Linked DNA regions of Homo sapiens: region 2 is linked to region 1. Evidence: read pairs that join two places in POLR2A ChIA-PET (ENCODE). Cell type or tissue: OCI-LY7. All regions are shown on one strand. Each heading gives the region's core, and the rest is flanking DNA. Links, peaks and the distances in the headings are about the cores only. Region 1 has its middle 7.8 kb from the start of ENAH. Region 2 overlaps LEFTY2 (left-right determination factor 2).

Region 1 (8,334 bases), core at 112-8,111:
TGGGAGGCAGAGGTTGCAGTGAGCTGAGATTGTGCCACTGTACTCCAGCCTGGGAGACAGAGCGAGACTCCGTCTCAAAGAAAAAAAATATGAGCCAGGTATTGTAGCACGCCCCTGTGGTCTCAGCTGCTCAGGAGGCTGAGGCAAGAAGATTGTTTGAGCCCAGGGATTCGAGGCTGCAGTGAGCTATGATCCAGCCACTGCACTCCAGCCTGAGAGACAGAACCTGTCTCTAAACAATTAAAATTAAAAACTAAAAATTAGCTGAGATTGTGTTGGCTTGGCTGAATAGTGGAAATCATTTGAACTCTTCTCTCATAAGGGTTGCTGGCCCAAGGCCCAATGGCTGGCCCATCATGTAGGCACCTAGGTATTTAAAAGGTGAATGAATAAATGAGTGAATGACTTCTCTAATTAAAAACTATTCATCAAAAGAAATATACTCTGTTGTTAACATCAAGTATATAGACCTCAACTTTCTCTTAGATAAACTTTTACCCATGCTTTTTTTTTTTTTCGACCGACTCTTGCTCTGTTGCCCAGGCTGGAGTGCAGTGGTGAGAGCCCTGCTCACTGCAGCCTCCTCCCAGGTTCGAGGGGTTCTCCTGCCTTAGCCTCCCCAGTAGCTGGGATTACAGGCGCCCGCCACCACACCCAGCTAATTTTCATATTTTTAGTAGAGACAGGTTTTAACATGTTGGCCAGGCAGGTCTCTAACCCCTCACCTCAGGTGATCTACCCGCTACGGCCTCCCAAAGTGCTGGAATTACAGGCATGGGCCACCGCGCCCAGCCACCCCTGCTTAATATCACAGTAGGAGGCCTGCTCCAAGCCCTAGGTGTACAGTACAGAGCCATCACATTGGCCTATACATTTGTTAGCAGTGTGTACTCAGAAAAGGAAATAAAATTTGCTCCTGTTGAAGATGAGTTTGCTGCAGGAGTGTTGTCAGTCTGGCTCTGAGGGTTCACTTGGAACATGCCTTGTTTAAATTCATCTGATAGCATCAGTGTAGGCTTGTCCTCCATTTATGGGCATGAGGAGGATGCGTGACTAATGCTACTCAGCAGTTAGGAAATCAATGCTAAGGATTGTAGGCACGGTCTCCCCCATCACCCAAAAAAAAGGCTCTCCCTCGAAAAATTAAGTTACTTTACAGATGGGTGAGGAAGAGAAGGTAGTTTGGAGTGAACTTGATTGTACACTTTCTGCTTATACCTAACAGTATTTTGTTTTCTTTTGTGGCAGTTAGTTCACAGTGTAATTTTTGTTTGTGTCCCCAAGAATGGAAAAAAAAATAACGTAGAACATGATATTCCAGTAGGATTCAAGATATTTTTATTTCTCATCTTTCAGCTTTAGCTGCCCATATATAATGTCAGCTCTAAAATATTATCAGGAGACACAGACATTAGAGGAAACTATTTGCCTCTCTGCCTTTTGCATTTTTCTTCCATTTGTCATTTTTCTCCCTTCCAAATTAGGATTTATTCAGTTAATTTCATTTCGTCTTCCCCAGAGTCTCTTTCTTTTCTTAGCTCTACAGTGTTTAGATTTGGCAGAAGATTCCCATAGCCTGAATGGTTTTGGAGTAACATTAGTCTATAGAGGCCATATTCTATAAAATGCAATGCATTTTTTCCCACAAAATTCAGCTATGGCCACCATTTAAAGAATATGGCAGGTGGTCCCCATATCTAGATAACAATCAAATTATAGTGCTTTAGAAATTGGATTGAAAATAAGTGTCGAGCCTGGTGCAGTGGCTCATGCTTGTAATCTTGGCCCTTTGGAAGGCTGAGGCAGGAGGATCACTTGAGCCCAGGAGTTCGAGACCAGGCTGGGCAATATAGTGAGACTCTATCTCTCTAAAAAATAAAATTCTAGCTAGGCATGGTGGCATGCACCTGTAGACCCAACTACATAGGAAGCTGAGGGTGGAGGATGGCTTGAGCCAGGAGGTTGAGGCTGCAGTGAGCCATAATCACACCACTGCACTCCAGCCTGGGTGACAGAGCAAAACCCTGTCCCAAAAAATAAAAAGAAAATAGAAAAGAACCATCACCATCCGGGCGCGGTGGCTCACACTTGTAATCCCAGCACTTTAGGAGGCCAAGGCAGTCAGACCACCTAAGGTCGGGAGTTCGAGACCTGCCTGATCAACATGGAGAAACCCTGTCTCTACTAAAAATACAAAAATATTAGCTGGGAGTGGTGGCGCATGCCTGTAATCCCAGCTACTTGGGAGGCTGAGGCAGGAGAATCGCTTGAACCTGGGAGGCAGAGGTTACGGTGAGCTGAGGCCGTGCCATTGCACTCCAGCCTGGGCAACAAGAGCAAAAGTTCGTCAAGAAAGAAAGAAGGAGAGAGAGAGAGAGAGGGAGGGAGAGAGAGAGAGAGAGAGAAAGAGAAAGAAAGAAAGAAAGAAAGAAAGAAAGAAAGAAAGGAAAGAAAGAAGAAAGAAAGAAAGAGAAACGATCATCATAATCTAATTCTGAACTCTTAGCCCCTATTTTATAAAATCTAGCTGGTAGCTAGGTAAAAAAAAAATTGGTACCCTCTTTCTCGCATTGAAGTGATTTATTGTAATAAAACTAGAATACCACTCAATTTTCACAGACAATACGATCAGGTGACAACTGACCTTAGAGTATTTCCTCAAAGGAGATCAGAAAAAATGTTATTAAATAAAAGATTATTTTCTGGCTAATTACAGTACAGAAGAAAGATATTACCACTAGGATGTATCCTAAACAAGCTGTCTAAAATTAATTCACAGGCCGGGTGCGGTGGCTCACACCTGTAATCCCAGCACTTTGAGAGGCTGAGGTGGGCAGATCACGAGGTCAGGAGATTGAGACCATCCTGGCCAATGTGGTGAAACCCCATCTCTATTAAGAATACAAAAATTAGCTGAGCATGGTGGCGTACGCCTGTAGTCCCAGCTACTCGGGAAGCTGAGGCAGGAGAATCGCTTAAACCTGGGAGGGGGAGGTTGCAGTGAGCCGAGATCGTGCCATTGCACTCCAGCCTGGGCAACAGAGTGAGACTCTGCCTCAAAAAAAAAAAAAAAAAAAAAAAAAAAAGAAAAATTCACACTGCTTAACACCACACTTTTATCCCACCTTTAGGTAAGTTTCAAAGCTCATTAAAAATCTCAGTTATCTTTCTCTTTGAAACGGTTGCTAAGCCTGGTGACCTGGCCAAATTCTACTTTGAGAAATTACCTTCAAATGTTCATTTTCTTGGGTTTAATGTCCAAATTCAGCCTCTAGTCAAGTCTTTCTAAAATTGAAAGGCAGGAAATAATCAGATAAATAATGTCATTATGTGTCATTAGTTATAATACTTTCATTTGGCCTCCAAACATTCTAATACCCTTAACTCACTTATCATGAGTACCGACTTTTAATGAAGTAAAATGTTGATATTGTACTCATTTTGTATATGAAGCTGTTGGGTTCTTTGATCAAAGTAGCCAGTGATTGAATACTCTATTTGGTAGCAAATGAATTGAACTGCAAATCAATAATTAAAGCCATTGAGGGAAAAATTTAAATTTAGCCTCTTATTTCAGGCCCCTCTCTGTGGGAATACCTACCTTAGATGGAGTCTGACACAAACAAGCTTTATATTTAAGAAAAATAATGTTATTTGAGTGGCAGGAATGTAAGAGATGAATGTAGCTAAGTGATTGGTTGACCAATAGTCATATTTACTCACCTGCTAGGCACTTACTTATATTAACTCCATTAATCTTCACAATATTCCTATGAAGTGGGTATCATTATAGTCATGCCTGCTATACAACTCATGAAAGTGAGGCACAGAAAGGTTAAGAGACTTGCCCGAAGTCACACAGCTAGTAAATGAGAAGGCCAGAAAGGCCAGTTTCATAGCCCACACTCTTAACCTCTGCACCACAGGATCTCTTCTATTTCACTTTACTTCCTCTGATTAAAAAAAGAAAAGAAAAAAAAGCCTCAAGGCCCACTTAGGAAATGGAAGGTAAAAATAAAACAAACAAAATACTCTCAATTCCTTAACTTCCTCATTCTGCCACTAGAAACTACAGAGATATCCTATCTGGTAAATCATGACACTTCTATCTCCCAAGCAATAAATAAGGCCTTCCCTTAGGCACAGATTTGATTCCTAGTGCTTAGGCTTGTGGCTTTGTGCACTGTAGGGGCTCAATAAATGAGTTAAATGAGCCTCCAAATTACAACTCCAAATTAATGTTAGGACTTCATTTCCAGAACAGTAATGCTACTAGAGAAGTAGCCAGTAGCCATTCATTCACTCACCACTCCTTCAACTTAGATATTTCAGGCATACAACTAGTGGAGGTTTTATAAAGCTTATAGGGATAGAGTTACTTAAACCAACTCAGTAAACAAAAAACTCATAGAAATGCTAACAGTTTTTGTTGAACACAGGGTGATAAACAAAATAAAGCCAAGCCTGTGCGTGTGTGTGTGTGTGTGTGTTGTCTCTTGTGTTTTTGTATTTTTTTTAAAAAAACTGCCTATATTTAATGTATACAATTTGCTGAGTTTGGATATATGCATATACTTGTAAGCCAATGTTTTTGTTTTTGTTTTTTGGGGGTTTTTTTTGAGACGGAGTGTCACTCTGTTGCCCAGGCTGGAGTGCAGTGGCGCGATCTCGGCTCACTGCAAGCTCTGCCTCCCGCATTCACGCCATTCTCCTGCCTCAGCCTCCCGAGCAGCTGGGACTACAGGCGCCCGCCACCACGCCTGGCTAATTTTTTGTATTTTTAGTAAAGACGGGTTTTCACCGTGTTAGCCAGGATGATCTCAATCTCCTGACCTCGTGATCCACTCACCTCGGCCTCCCAAAATGCTGGGATTACAGGCATGAGCCACCGCACCCGGCGCCAGTGTGTTTTTAAAGGTGTTCTGAGAATGTCTAGCATTCTTTTTATTAACGTTCTAATTAGATTCAGAGAGTAGCTAAGGGATACTGTACCCCAAAAGTAACCTGATGCTATATTTAGCTTTGGTTGTCTGCAAAGCAATTTGCCATAAAAGTCTTACTCTAGGATGAGATGTACCAAAATCTTTGACAATAACTCATCTATTTCTTCATTTATATTCTTGTGAAAAACTTTTTTTTAGGACTTGCTCATTTAAAATTTATCACCAATGAGGGTGCTTATATTTCAGGGAAAGGCCCTGAATAGAAAACCACTATCCTAGCTTCCCATTCAGGTTTTCTTGTCTAACTCAGGTGGCATTTTATATCTGTCAACATCTCATAATTAGTCTTTAAATAGCTCCTGTTTTGTGTGTTTTTTTGTAATGTTCACTGAGGAACTCATTGTACTTGATTTTATTCAGTGTCTCTCACTTGCAAATAATATTTCCCTTCAAAAGTTCACAGTCTGGTCTTTTCCTTCTTATTTTTCACTTTATTTTCTCTCCTCCTACTAGTGAGATGGTGATTCTTGATTTGCTTTATTTGAGTTATTTATATCTTCCGGCCTCTGTTTAATATCAAGTCTGGCGTGGCATTCTTTTCCTACTGAATGATGCCCAAATTAAGTTAAGAAGCAATTCCTAAGAAAGCTGGCCTGTGATTCTTCATGGTCTTCTGGTATCCCAAGCACTGGACAGTCTGTTTAATTTTGAAAGTTGATGTAACTAGCTAAGTTAATAGTTTATGTCAGGTTTGATTCAAGAGTTGCTTTCCAGAGTAACTCTGTTCCAAAACTAGATGAGGAGATAGAATAGGGAAGGAAGAATTAAAGCAGTCTAGGTAGAGGTGGCTCACACCTGTAATCCCAGCACTTTGGGAGGCTAAGGCGGGCAATTGCTTGAGTCCAGGAGTTCAAGACCAGCCTGGGCAACATTGAAAAACCTTGCCTCTACCAAAAATACAAAAATTAGCCGGGCTTGGTGGTGCATGCCTTGTAGATCCAGCTACTTAGGAGGCTGAGGTGGGAGGATGGCTTGAGCCCAGGAGGCAGAGGTTTCAGTGAGCTGAGATCATGCCACTGCACACCAACCTGGGCTACAGGGCCAGATCGTGTCTCAATAAATAAATAAATAAAGTTAATGAGGCAATTTGCTCTCTTGGTTAAGTTCTATTCATTTGGCATCAACCAATAGAATATAAGGCCCTTCATGGTAGCAGGTACCTGTTATCCCAGCTACTCAGGAGGCTGAGGCAGAAGAATCGCTTGAATCCGGGAGGCAGAGGTTGCAGTGAGCTGAGATGGGCCGCTGCACTCCAGCCTGGGCAACAGAGCTAGACTCTGTCTCAAAAAAAAAAAAAAAAAAAAAAAAAAAAAAAAGACTATAAGGCCCTTAACTGGCTCTCAATGATGGGGCTCCAAGAGAGAACAGTCAGTGGAGTATAATAACAAGGGGTCCTGATGCCAACTTAACTACTCCCACCATTAGCATCACCCGCATCAAAGAAAAAGAGCTTTTCTGCTTTTACCTTCTATCCGGTCTTTTTGTTAGGATTCTGGTTGCTGGTGATAGAAATCCAATTCAAAGTAGCTTAATGTTACTGTATATTTTCAGTATGCTCTTCCGGCTAGCTAGATCCAGGGGCTCAAACAATGGCATCCTCTCCATCTCTTAGTTCTGCCTATCTTTGCCTTTCTTTGTGTTTTGACCTATTTTCTCCTCCTATATATAGTCCCAACTTCACTTTCTACCAGTACTGTGATCCCAAAGCTGGACAATCTGTCCAAGTAGCAAGGTCTCTCTGATTGGACCAGGAGTCACATGGTCATCCTGAACCACTGGCTGCAACCAGGGTGAAGAGGTTCTCTTATTGGCCAGAACCAAATCATGGGCCCACCCTTGGTCAGGAAGACAGCTCTCTTACTTCAAGGGGTAGGACATAAAATAGTATATTGGGCAACCAAATCCACAACTACTCAAAGAGCCTCCAGCTAGGGAGCGTGGGTTTAACTAAACAAGAACAACATTCTTGAGTGGGGTAGGAGGAATGGGTGAGGGAATGATTTTTCTTTGGTGGTGGCAGTCAATTTATAAAGAACAGATACCTGGCCGGGCCAGGTGGTTCACGCCTGTGTAATCCCAACTCTTTGGGAGGCCACGGCGGGCAGATCTCCTGAGGTCAGGAGTTCGAGACCAGCCTGACCAACATGGTGAAACGCCGTCTCTACTAAAAATACTAAAATTAGCCGGGTGTGGTGGCACATGCCTATAGTCCCAGCTACTCGGAAGGCTGAGGCAGGAGAATCGCCTGAACCCAGGAGATGAAAGTTGCAGTGAGCGGAGATCGCACCACTGCACTCCAGCCTGGGAGACAGAGCAAGACTCTGTCTCAAAAAACAAACAGACTGGGCATGGTGGCTCACGCCTGTAATCCCAGCATTTTGGGAGGCTGAGGAGGGCGGATCACACGGTCAGGAGATGGAGACCATCCCATACTGTCTAACATAGTGAAACCCCATCTCTACTAAAAATACAAAAAAATTAGCTGGCTGTGGTGGCGGGCACCTGTAGTCTCAACTACTTGGGAAGCTGAGGCAGGAAAATCACTTGAACCCGGGAGGTGGAGATTGCAGTGGGCTGAGATCATGCCACTGCACTCCAGCCTGGGCAACAGAGCGAGACTCTGTCTCAAAAACAAACAAACAAACCCAGAAAGCAGAAACCTCTGAGGGTAATATTTCCACAGGTTCAAACACAGCCATAGGTGCTTCCACAGATGCCCTGGGCTCCTTTGAAGTTAAGCTTGTGCCAACAGCCTGCTCACCTCAACAGAATGATAGACCAGAGTAATAGAGGGTGCAGCACCACAAAGTCCCTGGATCTCCCTCATTTTCTTCCTTCCTTTATCCTTCCCTCCTTCTTAACTGTGGCAGATTTTTTACAAAAATTGTCACAATCATTACGCTGTCAATATCCATGCTTTTGGTTGGCCTCTCCCTCACTAACCCTGAGCTCGGCCCTGTGACTTGCTTTGGACAGTGGTACAATAGCAAATGTGACACAAGCAGAGACTTGTAAAGGGCTTTTTGCATCAGGGCCCACCCTTTCTTGCTGCTCTCTGGAAACCTATGATGGCCATGTGAAGAAGCCTGGACGGGTTTATTGAAGAATGAGAGACTTCATGGAGTAGAATCAAGTTGCTCAAGCTGAGGCCCTGGACCAGTGGCCTGCCAACTGAAAGACTGTGCATGAGACCGTTCTAGACCATCCAGCCCCAGGTGAGCTCATCTAGACCAAAATAACTGCCCAGTCAACCCACTGTTTTAAGGCCACTAAAGTTGTGGAGTAGTTTGTTTTACAATAAAAGCTAACTGATAGACCCATTCTCTTCTTC
Region 2 (8,334 bases), core at 335-8,334, 270 kb after region 1:
CTAAGATCCTGCTACTGCACTCCAGCCTGAGCAAAAGGGTGAGACCCTGTCTCAAAAAAAAAAAGAAAAAGAAAAGAAAGAAAAAAAAGCAAACTATCGCAAGAACAAAAAACCAAACACCGCATGTTCTCACTCATAGGTGGCAATTGAACAATGAGAACACTTGGACACAGGAAGGGGAACATCACACACCAGGGCTTGTTGTGGGGTAGGGGGAGGGGGGAGGGATAGCATTAGGAGATATACCTAATGTAAATGATGACTTAATGGGTGCAGCACACCAACATGGCACATGTATACATATGTAACAAACCTGTACGTTGTGCACAAGTACCCTAGAACTTAAAGTATAATTAAAAAAAAAAGAAAGATAAGAAAAACTTTTTTTTTTTTTTGAGACGGAGTCTAGCTTTGTCACCCAGGCTGGAGTACAGTGGTGCAATCTCAGCACACTGCAACCTCTGCCTCCCAGGTTCAAGTAATTCTCCTGCCCCAGCCTCCTGAGGAGCTGGGACTACAGGTGTGCACCACCACACCCAGCTAATTTTTGTATTTTTAGTAGAGACGGGGTTTCACCGTGTTGGCCAAGCTGGTCTCGAACCCCTGACCTCAGGTGATCCACCCACCTTGGCCTCCCAAAGTGCTGGGATTACAAGCGTGAGCCACCATACCTGGCCAAAACCTTGATTTTTTTTTTTTTTTTTTTTTTGAGACAGAGTCTCGCTCTGTCGCCCCAGGCTGGAGTGCAGTGGCGGGATCTCAGCTCACTGCAAGCTCCGCCTCCCGGGTTCACACCATCCTCCTGCCTCAGCCTCCCGAGTAGCTGGGACTACAGGTGCCCACCACCACGCCTGGCTAATTTTTTTTGTTGTTTTGTTTTTTTTTTTTTTTAGTAGAGACAGAGTTTCACCATGTTAGCCAGGATGGTCTCCATCTCCTGACCTCGTGATCCACCCACCTCGGCCTCCCAAAGTGCTGGGATTACAGGCGTGAGCCATCGTGCCCAGCCAAAACCTTGGTTTTTAAAATAAGTATTTACTCATGCTGCATGGAAACAGGTGATATGCAAAAACCAAAATAATTTTGTTTTAGGATGGTGGGATTATGGGTGGTTTGCAATACATTAAAAATTATCTTTAATGTTATTTATTTATTTATTTATTTATTTATTTTTTGAGACAAGTTCTTGCTGTGTCACCCAGGCTAAAGTGTAGTGGCATCATCACAGCTCACTGCAGCCTCAACTTCCCAGGCTCAAACACTCCTCCCACTTCTGCCTGCCAAGTAGCTGGAACTACAACCACTACTCCTGGCTAATTTTTTGTATTTTTTAAAGTATAGATGATGGGGATGGTCTCACTATGTTGTACAGTTTGGTTTTGAACTCGCAGGCTCAAGCAATCTGCCTGCCTTGGCCTCCCAAAGCGCTGGCATTACAGGCTTGAGCCACTGCACCTGGCCCTTTATTTCATCTTTTAAGTGAAAAAAAATTGTAATTACATCCTACTTCTAATGGGATTTGGCTTACTGTCTGTATTAATTTTCTATTGCTGCTGTATTAATTCATCACAAATTTAGCTGCTTAAAATGAAACAACTTTATCTCACATTTTGTAGATTTAAAGTCTGAGTTTGAGGCCATGCTGGGCAATGTAGGGAGACCCCTGTCTTTACAAAAATTGTAAAAATTAGCCAGTATGGTGGTATGAGCCTGTAGTCCCAGCTACTTGGGGAGAGGGAGGTGGGAGGATCACTTGAGCCTGGGAGATAGAGGCTGCAGTGAGCTATGATCGTGCTTTACTCCAGTCTGGGTGGCAGTGAGACCCTGTCTTTAAAACAAAACAAAACAAAACAAAACAAAACAAGACAAAAAAACAGTCTGAGTAGCCTCAGCTGGTTTCTCTGCTCCAGGTCTCATAAAGACAAATCCCCATGTCAGCTGATAATCTGGGCTCTTATCTGGAGGCTCTGGGGGAGGATCCACCTTCAGACTCATTCAAGTGTTGGCAGAATTCGACTTCCATGTGGGTGTAGATCTGAGGTCCCCTTTCCTTGCTGGCTATCAGCTGGGAGTCAGCCCACCTTTTAGAGGCCACTCACATTCTCTAGCTCATGGCTTCCCTCATCTTCAGACCAGCAATGGCAGGGCAAGTCCTTCTCATGCTTCAGATCTCTTTGACCTCTCCCTTCTACCTCATCTCTCCTGCCTCCAGCCAGAGAAAGTTCTCTGCTTTGAAGGGCTCATGTGATTAGATTGGGCACACTCAGATAATCCACGATAATCTCCCTATTTTAAGGTTTGTAACCTTAATTACATCTGCAGAGTCCTTTTTGCTATGTAACATAACAGTCACAGGTTGCAAGGATTAGGGCCCAGGTGTCTTTGGGGAGAGCGTTCTGTCTACCACACTGTCTCCCTATCCTAATGAGCACGCCTTACATTTTGAAATGAAGCCAATCTCCTACATTTTTTTTTTTTTTTTAGCTCACACTCAGCCTGGTGTGAGCAGGCCCATCTTTGTCACTGATTGCATGTGACTGCCTGGGAATCCACAGATCTTTTAGAGCCACAGATACATCACTGTGTAACTGGTAGAGTTCTTCAGGTGGATATTGATATCCTTCTGGTACACAAAGCAACCATATGCCCTGGTATTTACAATACCCCAACTGGAAAATCTTGGCCCTCTTTAGACATTTTTTAGCTCTATTTTTCTTCTGTTATGATTTTAATTTTTTTTTTGAGACAGAGTCTGGCTCTGTCACCCAGGCTGGAGTGCAGTGGCACAATCTCGGCTCACTGCAACCTCCACCTCCCAGGTTCAAGTGATTCTCTACCTCAGCCTCCTGAGTAGCTAGGATCACAGGTGTGCACCACCATGCCCAGCTAATTTTTGTATTTTTAGTAGAGATGGGGTTTCACCATGTTGGCCAGGCTGGTCTAGAACTCCTTGGCCTAGAGCGATCTACCCGCCTCAGCCTCCCAAAGTGCTGGGATTACAGGCATGAGCCACCACACCCAGCCTATTTTTCTCTTATTATTTAGTTAGTATTAATTAGCTTTGCAGGTAAGAAATAGAGAGTCCTTTATCCCGAAGTACAGCCATGCCTCACTTAACAATGGGGATATTGGCCTGGTGCGGTGGTTCATGCCTGTAATCCCAGCATTTTGGGAGGCCAAAGTAGATGGATCATGAGGTCGGGAGTTGGAGACCAGCCTGGCCAAGATGGTGAAACCCTGCCTCTACTAAAAAATACAAAAATTAGCTGAGCGCGGTGGCGGGTACCTGTAATCCCAGCTACTTGGGAGGCTGAGGCAGGAGAATCGATTGAGTCTGGGAGGCGGAGTCTGCAGTGAGCTGAGATCACACCACTGCACTCTAGCCTGGGTGACAGAGCAAGACTCCAACTCAAAAAAAAAAAAAAAAAAAAACGATGGGGATGTGTTCTAAGAAATGCATTGTTAGGCGATTTCATTGCTGTGGAAACATCATGGAGCGCACTCACATAAACCTACACGGTGGAGTTTACTACACACCTAGACTATGTGGTGTAGCCTATTGCTCCTAGGCTACAAACCTGTGCAGCATATTACTGTACTGAATACTGTAGGCAATCGTAACACAATGGTAAGTATTTGTGTATCTAAACATACCTAAACATAGAGAAGATATAGTAGAAATATAGTGTAAAATATTTTAAAATGGCACAACATCTATAGGGCACTTGCCATGAATGGAGCTTGGAGGAGTGGAGGTTGCTTTGGGTGAGTCAGTGAGTGAGTAATGAGTGAATGTGAAGGCTTAGGACATTACTGTACACTACTGTAGACTTTATCAACACTGTATACTTAGCCTACACTAAATTTGTAAAAATAAATTTTTCTTTCTTTAATAATTGACCTTAGCTTACTGTAACTTTTTTATAAACGTTAAATTAAAAAGAAACTTTTTGACTCTTTTTTTTTTTTGGAAACGGAGTCTCACTCTGTCACCAGGCTGGAGTGCAATGGTGCGATCTCAGCTCACTGCAACCTCTGCCTCCCAGGTTCAAGTGATTCTCCTGCCTCAGCCTCCCGAGTAGCTGGGATTACAGGCATGCACCACCATGCCCGGCTAATTTTATATTTTTAGTAGAGAAAGGGTTTCACCATGTTGGTCAGGCTGGTCTTGAACTCGCGACCTCAGGTGATCCGCCCACCTCAGCCTCCCAAAGTGCTGGGATTACAGGCATGAGCCACCACACCTGGCCAACTCTTTTGTAATAACAATTAAAACAGAAACATATTGTACAGATTTATACAATATTTTTCTTTTTATCCTTATTCTTTTATTTTTTTGGAGGGGAACAGAGTCCTGCTCTGTTGCCCAGGCTGGAGTCCAGTGGTGTGATCTCGGCTCACTGCAACTTCTGCCTCTCGGATCCAAGTGATTCTCCTGTCTCAGCTTCCCGAGTAGCTGGGACTATAGGCATGCGCCACCATGCCCAGGTAATTTTTTTGTATTTTAGTAGAGTTGGGGTTTCACCATGTTGCCCTGGCTGGTCTCAAACTCCTGAGTTCAGCCAATTTGCCACCTCGGCCTCCCAAAGTGCTAGGATTACAGGCATGAGCCACCGCGCCTGGCCTCTTTTTATCCTTATTCTATAAACTTTTTCTATTAAAAAGTTTATTTTTTTTCTAATTTTTAAGTTTTTTGTTAAAAAATAAAACACAAACACACACAGTAGCCTAGGCCTACACAGGGTCAGGATCAGCAATATCACTGTCTTCCACCTCCACATCTTGTCCCAGTAGAAGGTCTTCAGGGGCAATAACATATACGGAGCTGTCATCTCTTATGATAACAATGCCTTCTTCTGGATTCCTCCTGAAGGAACCGCCTGAGCCTGTTTTACAGTTAACTTTTTTTTTTTAATAAGTAGAACGAGTACTCTAAAATAATAAAAAGTATAGTAAATACATAACAGTAACAGTCACTTATCAAGTATTATATACTATATATAATTACATGTGCTGTGCTTTATTTTATTTATTTTTTGAGATGGAGTCTCACTCTGTTACCCAGACTGGAGTGCAGTGGTGTGATATCAGCTCACTGCAACCTCCGTCTCCAGGGTTCAAGTGATTCTTCTCCTGTCTCATCCTCCTGAGTAACTGGGACTACAGGCACCCGCCACCACGCCTGACTAGTTTCTGTTTTTTTAGTAGAGAAGGGGTTTTACTATATTGGTCAGGCTGGCCTCGAACTCCTGACTCCAGGTGATCCACCCTCCTCAGCCTCCCACAGTGCTAGGATTACAGGCGTGAGCCACCATGCCCGGCCTAGCATGTGCTATGTTTTTATACAACTGACAGCACAGTAAGTGTGTTTATATCAGCATCACCACAAACACATGAGTAATGGGTTGTGCTAGGACATTATAATGACTATGATGTCACTAGACCATAGGGATTTTTCAGCTCCATTGTAATCTTATGGGACCACCATTGTGTATGTGGTCTGTCATTGACCGAACTATCATTTTGCGGTATATGACTGTATAACTTTCTCCATAGACAAGCATAAGGAAACCCAGCTCAATGGGAAAGCTAAATGGAGGGGAATTGCATAAGACAGCTCCCAAATGACATTTTAACCTGATGCCTGTGTCATCAGCAGAGCAGCTTATTGGGGACTGGCATAGGAAGAAGTTTATAACCCATTCTGTGGGATAGAGATTCAACATGCTCGCATTACCTCAGGCTGTTTCTTCATCTAAAAAATAGGATTAATAATACCCACCTTATGGGATAGCTGCAAGAATTAAGTGACATGTGACAATGCCTAGTCCAGTTCCCTGGTTCATAGTGAATGATAAGAAATGTTAGCTCGCTTACCACACTATTGTCAACCCCCATTGCCCATCACCACTATTGTAGGGGTTACAGTGCTTTCTAAAGAGGAGGTAGGCCGGGCACCGTGGCTCACGCCTGTAATCCCAGCACTTTGGGAAACTGAGGCGGGCGGATCACTTGAGGTCAGGAGTTCAAGACCAGCCTGGCCAAATAGCAAAACCCCGTCTCTACTAAAAGATGCAAAAATTAGGCTGGGCACAGTGGCTTATGCCTGTAATCCCAGCATTTTGGGAGGCCAAGGCGGTCGGATCACCTGAAATCAGGAGTTCGAAACCAGCCGGGCCAACATGGTGAAACCCAGTCTCTACTAAAAAAATACCAAGGGCCGGGCACGGTGGCTCACACCTGTAATCCCAGCACTTTGGGAGGCCGAGGCAGGTGAATCACGAGATCAGGAGTTCGAGACCAGCCTGGCCAACATGGGGAAACCCCATCTCTACTAAAAATACAAAAAATTAGCCGGGCGTGGTGGTGGGCGCCTGTAATCCCAGCTACTTGGGAGGCTGAGGCAGGAGAATCGCTTGAACCTGGGAGGCAGAGGTTGCAGTGAGCTGAGATCACGCCACTGCACTTCCGCCCAGGTGACAGTGCGAGACTCATCTCAACAACAACAACAACAAAACCCAAAAAATTAGCTGGCCATGGTGGTGGTCGCCTATAGTCCCAGCTACTAGGGAGCCTGAGGCAGGAGAATTGCTTGAACCCAGGAGGAGGAGGTTGCAGTGAACCGAGATCATGCCACTGCACTACAGCCTGGGCAACAGAGTGAGACTCCGTCTCAAAAAAAAAAAAAAATTAGCTGGGCATGGTGGCACATGCCTGTAATTCGGGAGGCTGAGGCGTGAGAATTGCTTAAACCTGGGAGGGAGGCGGAGTTTGCGGTGAGCCATGATCGTGCCACTGCATTCCAGCCTGGGTGACAGAGCCACACTCTGTCTCAAAAAAAAAAAAATGAGGCTGCAGTGCTTGCTTTGGCAACACATAAACTAAAGAGGAGACATCCGTGAGTGATTGTTTAATATTTTTGGAATGAGAGTTGTGTGAGAAAATAGAAATATCATAAATGAAAGCCTCATCTATATAAATTTAACTATTATAGTCTTGCGCCCTAGAGGTTGGGGGTCCTTTCTTCAGATCATTGTGTTGCTCTCATTCCCCATTATTGCTCCTGGAAATTAAAAACAGACACAGAGTGAAACATCATTTTTTATTTCTTCTGAGTATCTACATTCAATTGCTTTAGCTAAATTAACAAAAAACATGCAAATACATGTGGTTTCTGGTGACAAGTTCTCTAAGACAGTGTGGGAAATGACCTAAATATGCACGGGCAAGGCTCAGTCTCCAGAGGAGTGGGCAGGGGTAGGTAGGGGCTGTCTGATCCCCAGGGCAATGAAGTTCTTAGAGCTGAAGCCCAGCTCCTCCTTTTTAAGAGGAAATGACGAGCCAAAGCCTTCTGCGTTTGTTAGAGATCCTAGCTTGTGGCCCTGTCAGAACCAGAATCCAGGTATCCCAATTCCCTGTCCACTGCCCCCAGCCTGAAGCCCTTCATCCTTCCTCTTAGCACCCTCTCAGGGGAACAGGGGCCTAGGTATGTTTACAAAAGTCCAGAATGGGTCAGTATTTGGGGGAAATAGAGATTTGAAGGTTTTAATTCCTCATATAACACAGCAATTCAGTTCTGTTTCCCCAGTTCTAATCATAGGGTATTATTGTTCCAGACTCAGTGAAGAATTTGCCAGAGAACAGAAACTCCCAGCTGAAAATGTGTGCATTGCTCAGCTGTATCTTGTAATCAGCATGCCAGCATTTCCTACTAGAGCTCAGCATCTGAGCTGCATTATTTACTCACGTAAGTGCTTAGGATGGGTGATGGACGGGAAAGACAGGAAATGGAAGGACACAGGGCGAAGGTCACACAGGAGCACTAAATTGGGATGGAGTAACTTGCTAAGTATAAAGTTAAGACCTACATTAAGACCACCTCTATGCACACGTTCAGTTAGAGGGCTCAATGGATACACCAGGCGCCTATGGCTGGAGCCTCCTTGGCACGAGCGCCCCATCCGAGGCACAGCTGCACTTCTGCACCCTCATGTTGGGCAGGCTGACCACCTGGGGCCTGGTCCTGCCTCCCTCCTTGATGCTGACGATCATGGGCAGCGAGGCAGTCTCCGAGGCGATACACTGTCGCGGCCCCAGAAATGGCCAATTGAAGGCCAGGGCCTCCGGGGGCTGCTGGCAGGTGCCCACACACTCGTAAGCCAGGAAGCCCGGGGGCTCCAGCACCCAGTTCTTGGCCCACTTCATCCCCTGCAGGTCAATGTACATCTCCTGGCGGCAGCAGCGGGTGCCCTCGGTCATTGGTGCTTCAGGGTCACAGTCGCCCTGAGCTCTGTGTGGGCAAGGAGAGCAGGGTCAGAGGTCATCTGGGAGGCT

Evidence for each region. ChIA-PET counts read pairs that join two places held together with the same protein. Peaks named below come from ENCODE experiments on the same cell type or tissue, not always from the same donor. Only the 100,000 strongest peaks of a DNase experiment are listed, where the experiment ranks them.
Region 2: POLR2A ChIA-PET joins it to region 1 with 5 read pairs; 7 of 35 experiments call an interaction of 5 or more read pairs at or near these places.

Annotation. Positions count from the first base shown.
Region 1 is chr1:225,656,761-225,665,094 of GRCh38, forward strand. No RefSeq gene overlaps it. Among named protein-coding and RNA genes, the nearest start is that of ENAH, 7.8 kb to the left of the region's middle. In OCI-LY7, for the core only: no CTCF peak of the experiment used is centred there; a DNase peak (open chromatin) is centred at 3,961; H3K4me3 peaks cover 952 bases; H3K27ac peaks cover 1,110 bases.
Region 2 is chr1:225,929,515-225,937,848 of GRCh38, forward strand. It overlaps LEFTY2 (left-right determination factor 2), which reads right to left. Exons shown (of 4, transcript NM_003240.5): 4 at 7,089-8,290. The coding sequence ends at 7,927. Among named protein-coding and RNA genes, the nearest start is that of LEFTY2, 7.5 kb to the right of the region's middle. In OCI-LY7, for the core only: no CTCF peak of the experiment used is centred there; no DNase peak of the experiment used is centred there; H3K4me3 peaks cover 623 bases; H3K27ac peaks cover 1,492 bases.